Linked DNA regions of Homo sapiens: region 1 is linked to region 2. The links are chromatin contacts, found by Hi-C or POLR2A ChIA-PET in ENCODE. All regions are on one chromosome and are shown on one strand. The core of a region is the stretch at or near the end of the contact, and the rest is flanking DNA. Distances in the headings are between cores, read along the strand shown.

What was found. Hi-C counts contacts between places; a loop is a spot of excess contacts on that map. ChIA-PET counts read pairs that join two places held with the same protein, here RNA polymerase II (POLR2A).
Region 1: a loop to region 2 is called in a map of K562, with 7 times the contacts of the local background. The contact joins the enhancer-like site here to the promoter of AFF1 in region 2. A Hi-C loop is called at or near these places in 1 of 168 maps with a recorded cell type or tissue (K562). POLR2A ChIA-PET finds 5 or more read pairs at or near these places in 1 of 52 experiments (GM12878).

The regions. Positions count from the first base shown.
Region 1 is chr4:94,515,235-94,520,048 of GRCh38, forward strand. All of the region lies in intron 2 of PDLIM5 (PDZ and LIM domain 5), which reads left to right. Among named protein-coding and RNA genes, the nearest start is that of PDLIM5, 66 kb to the left of the region's middle. Within about 2 kb of position 1,962, at least 5 of the 41 ENCODE cell types and tissues checked have a DNase peak (open chromatin) inside an H3K27ac peak, as active enhancers do.
Region 2 is chr4:86,933,740-86,938,505 of GRCh38, forward strand. AFF1 (ALF transcription elongation factor 1) reads left to right here and starts at 1,272. Exons shown (of 21, transcript NM_001166693.3): 1 at 1,272-1,501. AFF1-AS1 (AFF1 antisense RNA 1) reads right to left here and starts at 1,111. Exons shown (of 3, transcript NR_038841.1): 1 at 748-1,111. It also overlaps a transcript of C4orf36 not described here. RefSeq lists silencers at 977-1,726, 2,197-2,335 and enhancers at 1,648-2,189, 2,190-2,731, 2,587-2,706.

The DNA.
Region 1 (4,814 bases), core at 712-3,211, 7.6 Mb after region 2:
AGAGCCTTGCCTCTTCTTTAATATCTTTTCTTAGAATTGAAGGTAATGCCTTATGGGAATAGGGCCTTATTAAATGTTAATGATTAACATTTTGAAGATTATTAAGGTTTTTAAAAAGCGAATCCCTGTTTTTATAAGCTATACTTACCTTAGCATGTGAAATCATGATTTTGCACTATTTGGAATAAGCATTCTGTTTTAAAAGTTCTTAAATTTTCTTGAGCTTTTTGTTTTGAAATATCTTTAGCTTGTGGGTTTTGAAAGGCCTGTGATTTTTCCTCCTGTCGTAGAAGTATGCTGGCCTGGTGTTTACCAACCACACTTAGAGAAACTCTGTTCTCACATTTCATTAAATCGTAAGTTCCTATAATTTTTTTGGTTATAGACGCCTTTGAGGATTTGTGAAAAGTCGTGGTCCCACTCAATGGAATATACATGCATGCTTGCACAGAATTTGCATACAATTTCAGAAGATTTGTCTCATCATTGAGGGAGGGTTGAAATGTATGATTATCATTGTTAATCCATTCCCAGGTATGCTAGATTTGACTAATTTGCTTTTAGTCTTTATAATTATTTGTGACATTTCCTATCATTTCTCTCACTATTCCAGAGTAGGCTATATAGAAACACTGATTTCTCTGTAATTAACAAATTTGTTTGATTTTCAGATGTTTGTGGATGTGTTCTTTTTACAGACTATCATACTTTCACATTTCTAGTAGGATATTCACACATTAACACTTTGGATTTAGACATATGTAGATTAGCTATAAGTCAGAAGTGTTAATGAGGCATCTCAATAGTAAATCACAGTTGATGAAGACATGTTTCTATTTATTAGGACTTTGGTAGAGTAGAGTAAGATGCTGTTTTACTAAATAAGGGCTCATCATAGGAAATAAACTTAGACTACTAGAACAGACCGTGCTGTATCAGCAAAAGCCCTGTGTTTGAACTAGATAGCTCCATGGCTACATAAGGAAAAGAGACATAATTGTCCTCTTCTGTTTGCTTTTATAAGGGAGGATGACACGTACTTTGAGGTATTCTCCTCATTGCTACCATATAAGGTGTATTCTCTAACTTTTGAGTAAAATTGGCATAACCAAAATAAGGCCCACTGTTAAAGTAAGTACTGCTCATATGAGTCAGGATTACACATTTGCTCACAGAGAGACATCGGTGATTGCTTGTTTTATTTCCCTACCATTCTAACCTACAAAAAGCCTTATCATTTTATTTCACAGAAAAAGGTAATAAATCCAAAGCAGTCTCTCTCTCTCTCTCTCTCTCTCTTTTTTAGTTGGTATGAGGTCTCACTTGTTACCCAGGCTGGAGTATGGTAGTGCAATCATGGCTCACTGCAGCCTCGATCTCCTGGGCTCAGGTCGTCCTCCTGCCTCAGCCTCCTGAGTAGCTGGGACCACAGGTCCCAGATGGCACACACCATGCCCATCCAAATTTTTTAATTTTTTGTAGAGATAGGGTCTCACTATGCTGCCCAGGCTGGTCTCAAACTCCTGGGCTCAAGCGATCCTCCCACCTCAGTCTCCCAAAGTGCTAGTATTACAGGCATGAACCACTGTGCCCACCCCAGCCTTAGATTTTAAGAGGGATGTTTACATTAGACACATAAACCAGAGATTGACATTTTAAATGTAGTTGAATAGCATTTGTAGACTGCTCAAAGTGCCAACATTATATAACAACAAGTAGTGCAGGACAGAACAATGTTAAATGCTGAAGTGTGATATTATAAGGTAGATTAATAAGCACTAGGATGATAATAAACCAATTAGGATTTGAAAAAAGCTTTAATGCATATATGCGGGGGGGACATCACATCACACATTTTCTTTACTTCTGCTCACTTTACTAGTCCCTCAGTTGCTCGTAAAAACTTCACCGGGATTTTATTTATTTGTGTTGTTGAGTGGGTTGAGTAGTACCTATTGTTGGCAGGAAAGCAAGTTCTGTGAAAGTTCTCTGTCATAGGTGTAATGCTCACACATTCTTATGTAGGTGTTTTGCAAGGGGGTGGTGACGCAAAAAGTCACATAGTCACGTTTATGGTATCCTGGGAAATATGTGGGAGAGAGATAACTAGAAACTGTCAACCATAGTCTTATATGTCCAGATTCAAATTTTTTATTTGACAGCAGGTACTGGAAAATATATTTTAAAACAAAATTCAAGATTGCTCATTAATTAGATTTTAAGAAAAATAACACTTTCTCAGTGCTTTTTCTGCCTCAAGAAAGTCTTGTTTGTCAGACTGATATAATTTTATTAGCATAATTCTTCAAATTTTGGTAACAGCACTGTCAGAAAAACAACAGCTTCCATTTTCCCATGGTTTGGTTCCCAGGGTTTTTGGACATGGGAAATTTCTGTTAGTGTTTCTTTCTGTAGCCCTCATGTTTATATGTTCCTTTTTTACATTTACTATATCTGATGGCATTCCTGCCATACCCATAGTGTTAGGGTCATGTGTTTCCAAGCATTCCATATTTGTTGAAAATATGCAGAAGATTGAAACTTGCCCTTTGGTAGTGGCTCTTTATATAGGTACACGTCTCCTACTTGTTGCCTGTAGTACATTATAGGATAATCACCAAAGTAAATTTCTTTTGAATCAGCATAAATTGTTCTATTTAGTAAACATCTGACTATTAAAATGGTGTTACCTGTCCATATTATAAATCATTTCTATTGCTGATGCCTATTTTCTTAGTTTGGCAACTGCTGGCTTATTTCCAAGGAAACGCAAATAGAGGTTATTGTGTACATTTTGAGTATTTCCTGCAATTTAGAAGGATAAATTTCATATATAGACAATTCTAAGACATTGGAGTCACTGTTGCGATTAAACATCGTGCCTTTTTATGGAAAAGCTTAGGGCATGTAGGAGCTATATTGAATGATCATATTCAAGAGAAATCTTAGATGGTTAGACTTATTTAAAATGATATCTGCCATAATGGGTTATAATTTTTAAAAATGAAAGCTCTATTGGTTTGTTTGTGATAGAAGTGCTCTCAAGAGGTAATAGCTAAGGGGAAGGCTTAGTGTAGCAGGTATATCCAACTCCTTATAAATCCTAAATAACATACTTGTTTGTGGATAAGTTTTCCATTTAGTGCACATTTGAGTTCCTTGTCTAAGTGTTCTGCTGTCTTGAGATATTAATATTTTATTTTCAGTGTAATTTTATAAAGACACAGTACTACTTTTTCTCTTATTGTTAAAATGATTAGGAACAAATGCTGGAACATTGTATGTGGAGGCTAAGCATTTTGGGTAATTTTAGTTATAAATTTTATTTGAGAACAATAAATTAATGACATGTTTAAAGGCACGCAAGTATTACTGTGAGAAAATTTACTCGAAATTATAGTTACTAATTATGTTCATGTATATTATTTTAAATGCAAATCAAAACATAGAATCTTCTCTTTTCTATAATTAATCATTATTTTGATGTTCTGTTCTGTTTAGATATTATTTTGTGCATATGTACTTGGATGTATATCACACCTAGAGATAAAGCCTGGATCTCACTTTCCAACACCGGGGACATCTTTGTTTCCTCATGGTCTTGGTTCCCTCCTCTGCCTTCTATACCGGTACTCTTCTTTGTTTCCCTGTTCTCTTTTTTTCTTTTATTCCTGTCCTTCTCTGGCCTCCAGCTCAAGGCTTCTTCACCAACATCGCTTTATTGCTTCTTATCCTTTGGCCTTTTGGTACAGTGGCAACACCTAACTGTCCTGAGAAGTGACAAGAGGCCACCATTCTTTAGGAATCGATTTTGGGAAACTCATAATTGGATAGTAGTAAGCAGGGAAGGAGGATGCAGTGAATTACGTTCTGAATGTGTGGCATATTCATCTCTGTTGCTGAGTGAGGGGAAAGTTAGGCTTAGAGAAGCAGAAGGAAGTTTAAGGAAGGAAGTGAAAAGCCAGAAGGAGGTCTGACCGGTCAGTTTGAAACGCTGTCTTCTCTGCCCTGTATGACCTTGAAGTAGGCTTCCTGCCTATGTGAATTTGTGACATTGTGTAAGAATAAACAATAATATTGAGCATTTCCGGTGCATTTTGTGGTATGTGCTGTCCTGGTGTTTTATTTAACCTGCCCAGCAGCTCTGTGAGGCAGGTGGAATTATAGTCCTCATTTTCAAAGAGTGGAAGCTGGGACTTAGAGAGGTCAAGTAAATTCGGGTCACACAACCAGCAAATGGCAGAACATGAATATAAACTCATATTTGCCTGACTTCAAAGCCTGTGCTCAGTATTGTAGTCTTATTGTTGTATGGACATAGACAAGTTATTTAATCACGTTGAAGCTCTGTTTTCCCATCTGTAAAACAGACAACTACCTTACAAAACAGAGGAATGATGAAGCATCCTCCAAAGTCCCCGATTTACTGTTCATGCTTGGTAGATTATAGTACTAATTACTTTTTCTGGGTTGTTTCTTTCTTAGGACAGTAAAACACTATATGAGAGGAGCTACCTTCCTAAAATGACTGAAAAAAAATTTATCTTTGGGTCTTTCCTAGTAAAGTAAGATGGGCAAGCTCAAGGATCTGATTCCATTTTCTTTTACATTCTCTCCCAAATTCCCACAGTCTTTCCTATCTGCTTGCTGAAGACTGGACTTCCTTTTCAAGAGAAGACTTCTTGTCATCCATGATTACAGATAAAAGGGTTAAAATGCAGCTGTTCCTAGGGATGAGTTTTAATCTAAGTACAGATAACTGATATTAGATCCTTTCGTACTGAAGTTAATGGGGAGGCTTGGTAAAGATAACA
Region 2 (4,766 bases), core at 22-2,521:
CAAACACTTTGTAAGAGATGACTCCTGTCCCATCCTGCTCAGGGATGACCAGAACTTTCATCTTAGATAGATACACCACCAGGTTTCATCAGGGACACCTTAATTATTTTAGCTGTCTAGGTAAACCAATCTCCCGATGGGAGGATATGGAGTAGGGCGAAGAGTTATATTTTGGAAAACAATCCATGGGAAATTAAGTCAAGTAGCCAAAGGTTTAATTTGGAAATGCAAATATCCATCAATTAGGTTTTCAATTATGTGGACAATAAAAGAGTTGAGCAGAGCAGTAGAGACAAACAAAATTAAAAAGAGAAAAGGCAGAGAAGGCAGGGAGGGGCTTATTTTCACACATTATACCAATTTACATTACACATCATATTAAATTTAAGTAAGGCGCTTTTCTTCATCCAAATAATTTCACCCATTTTAAACCATAAAATACTGTCGGCGAAATCTCATCTGGGCCATTTGATGTAATCTTTCTGCGTCCCTTTCAGGAAGGAAGGTGCGACAACACAATGAAGACAGCCTGTTGCTTTCCTTGGTATGTTTACAGCAGGAATCGGGCAGCGACTTAACTAGACATAAGTTTCCCCTTCTTCCCATGGGTCTATTTGCCAAAGCCCCCTGCACCTATTAGAATTTTCTGAGGTTGGGCTGGTGGAGAGCAGAAACCCGGAGGCTAGATTCAGGAGACCTGGTTTCCCATGCCACTTAGTAGCCTGTGACATTGAGCACAATACTTACTTTTCGGCGCTTCCGTTTCATTATTTGGGAAATGGGAACAATATATCTGTTTTATAAGATTGTTGTGAAGATGAAACAGGCCTGTGTGTGAAAGGCCTTTTCTAAATTGTAAAGCGCTCCCCAGATGTTAGTTATTATCTCCTTTAAAGGGCACAGAATCTGTTTCAATATTATAGGAGGTTGCAAAAAGGCTCCTTGACACTTTTTGCTCAGAACTTGACCCTGAGCTTAATCTCGCCGTAAAGTGAAAGGGTTCTTGCGCCCCCACAGCAGCCCGGGGCAGGGTCACCCTCGCGACCGGGGCGGTCATTGCCGTATTCCGTCCTGAGCTGCCGCTCCCCCACGATCCTCCCACCAATCCCGGGAGGGCCGCGACGTCCCTTGCCGCTTGGGTGGCGCCAGCTAGAGGGCGCGGGCCGGGGCGGAACCCGGTACCGCAGCTCGGGAGGTGGGGGTGGGGGCGGGGCCTCGCGCGGAGGGCGTGGCCTCGGGGCGTCCCGGGCAGCCGGCGTGCTGAGCTTGCCAGCCAGCTAGCGAGCGACGGGCGCGCGCGGCCCCTGCGCACTCGGCCGCCGCCTGCGCGCGTTGCGGCCGCAGCTGCACCTTTGCCTCCGCGGTTCCGCAGCCGAGCCCCGGGAGGAGGCGCTCCCCTGCGTCGTCCGCACTTGCGCCCTTTCCCACCGCAACAGGTCAGGGGAGGGCGGAGGTGACGAGGGCGCCCGACCCGGGACTAGAGGACGGAAGGGTCTGGAAGGTGAGCGCAGCCCTGCGCCACCCAGGGCTGGGGGTCGATCCGCCCGGCCCCCGACGCCGCCGCCGCGGACTTCTCGGAAGCCGAGGCTCTCCCCGCCTCTCTGCCGGCTTCCCAGCACGCTGACTCAAGTCGCTGGCGTTCCCACTTTTCCGGTGGGAGCCCTCGGGGAGAACGGGCTAGGGCTCAGAGCTCTCACCGCCCTACTTGCGATCCCGCGGCAGGTAGCGCGTAGAAAAACAGGGGACGGGGACATGGGAAGAGACCCATGCTCCTCCCTCACGCGCAGCCCCCAAGTCAGACGTTTGCCTGTGCACCCCGCGTTTTGCGGAGAGCTGTCCCGTTGTTGGGACCTGCTACTTGAGTTGCGTAATGAGTCCCAGAAGTTTCTCGGGGGGAGGGGGCGGGGAAAAGTGGGGTTCTTCTCTCCTGCACCCCGGGACCCTTCCCTGTGCCTGTCGTGGAGAGAGATGAGGGCTTCCCGCCGCGTCTCGCTGAGAGCAGGAGGGAGGCGTGTGTCGGTGGTCCGTAGCCTCCGGGGAGGAGTTGGAGCCACCTTCTGAGACTTAACTTCAGGGACAGAGGGAGAGGCGTCTTTAGTATGGGACTGGTTAATTTCTCTTGATAATGCTTTTTTCCCTCGGGTGTCCCATCCTCTGTGGCCGTCGCAACCCCACCCTCCGACGGTGCGAGCGCCGGAGCCAGCGAATGAGAGGGGAGAGAAGGTGGAGAGTGTGAATCACACGTTACCTTAGTGTAATGGTAGTTGCATTAATGGAGCTGCGACGGGCCTGCGGGCGGTTCGATACCGTCCGGCTAGTTTTCTCTTCCCGGAGCTTCTCCACCACCAGCACCCGCAAATTGTTATGCAGATCATCCCGGGAAGGCACTTGGCTTTGGAGGTGGAGATGTGTCCGAATCTCCCTTGAACCAGTCTCTGTTAGGGGGAAAGGCCTTGCAGCCAAGTGATTTGTTTTAAGGGTGGAGCCGGAGATAATTTTAAACACCCTCCCCCTTGGTGCACGTTGCGGGGTGTGACTCACCACGGGGAAATCAGACTGATTTAAAACCTTCAGTGCAAACTTGTAAATTAAGGCGAAGACCCAGTGTTCCCTGGGACAGTTGCAAAGTGAGAAGAGCTCAGAAACTGAAGCACAGAAACGTTAGGTAGGAGTCTGAGAGGCGTGGAGAATTTTGCTTGTGCAAGATTATTTCAGAGCAAGGTCGTGCGGTGTGTGTAGAAGGTAGGTGGCCGTGGGTTACCTCTCTCAGACCTGCGTGGTGTTGGCCTCTGGGTGGGGATAAAAGTCACGAAAAAGACCTTTGGACCCAGAGTCTAGTTTTTTTTCTTTGGGGCCGAAGAATACCTAGGCATGGCCCTGTTTCAGTGTTTACTTCCTCTGTCTAATGTATTTCCTTAGCTCGCCTTTCATCTTTAGTGGGAAGGATTACTTGAGTGGATATTCCGGAAGTAGATTCACAGGAGAATGGAAAATTCTGGATGGTTTGCTTGCTTTAATTTCAAGGTGTTGTCTCTTGTGGATGTTGGGAAGTATTGTACTTGAATATTTGAAGATAAATATGGAGAAAAGCAGTGGTGAGAACTAAAGGAAAATGATCCAAGGGGAGATGAGAGAAAGCAACAAAATACATAAGTAGTACGTAAAACTAGAGAAACTCACTGGAATTAAGCCATTTTTATGGAGAGAAAGAACCAAGGAAATAATTTGGGATAGATTTGGTCACTTTGAGACAAATAGAGATTGAAGAGTGGGACTTTTGGGGAAAATGAGTTTAGATATTGGAGACTTTTCTTTTTTCAAATATAACTTACAAGGATGTTGAGGCTGGAGATGTGAGACTTGCAGGTATGTTGCTGTGAATTCTTTGCTTTTCACCTGCAAGAAAATGAACTGTTAAATATTAATCTGCCTTATTCACTGTAACAATTGAATTTGTGGCTTTGGCATTTGCTTAACTCTTCAACTTTGCAAAACTATAATTTTGAAGAATCACAGTGTGTTAAATTAGAATACAAAGATCATTTAGAGATTGAAAATTTATGACAAAAGTCCAGGCCATTGTAAACATTGCTTTCTCCTACATGCGTAACAGGCATGCATTTTTTGCCACCAGAATCACTAATCTACTATAGGGTAATAAGACTATATCAAAACTAGCTGTCTCTTCTGTTTCCTCTCCGGTTTAACTGAATTTTGCAGAGCTGGTTGAGGTGAAAGTTACTTTTTTAATTGACTGAGAACTTGCTTAATTAGGTTTTGGATTAAATTTGGAAGAGACTATTCAATTAAAATACATATATATTTATCAGGCACCTTTACAAGTCACTTTATTTATTTTTGAGACAGGTTCTCACTCTGTCACTTAGGCTGGAGTGCGGTGGCACGATCATAGCTCACTGCAACCTCCAACTCCTGGGCTCATGGGATCCTCCCTCCTCAGCCTCCCAAATAGCTGGGATTACAAGCATATGCCACCATGCCCGGCTAATTTAAAAAATCTTTTGGTAGAGATGGCTTGGGGTGGGGGTGGGGGTGGGGGGCTCCCTATGTTACCCAGGTGGGTCTTGAACTCCTGGCTCAAGCAGTCCTCCCACTTTTGCCTCCTCAAGTGCTGAGATTACAGGTGGAAGCCACCGTGCCTGGCCTACAAGTCACTTTAGCCAGGTGATTGTTTAGTTGAAGTTTCATATTGCCTTGAAAGTTGAAAAGAGGGGTGAAAAAATTGAGCTTAGAAAGGGTAAACTTGTTTTCAATATTTTTTGAAAAGCTGATGGAAGGAGTTCTATGTTCAACTCTGTAATTTGTGGGCCCAAAGTTCCTTTATTTCAAGGCTCTAGACCATTAACTAATTTTTTGGGAGATTGAGAAAGTATGTTAGAGAGAGTGCAAATTAAGGAACCTCATTGGGGCCAGGTGTGGTGGCTCACGCCTGTAATCCCAACACTTTGGGAGGCTGAGGCGAGCGGATCACTTGAGGTCAGCGGTTCTGGACCAGCCTGACCAATATGGGGAAACCCCATCTCTACTAAAAATACAAAAAGTAGCTGGGCATGATGGCGTGCTCCTGTAATTACGCTTCCTCGGGAGGCTAAGGCAGGAAAGTCGCTTGAACCCAGGAGGCGGAGGTTGCAGTGAGCCGAGATTGCACTGCTGCACTCCAGCCTGGGCCACAGAGCAAGACTCCGTCTCAAAAAAAAAAAAAAAAAAGAAAAGGAAAAAAGTAAGTGTATTTACCATAAATATAC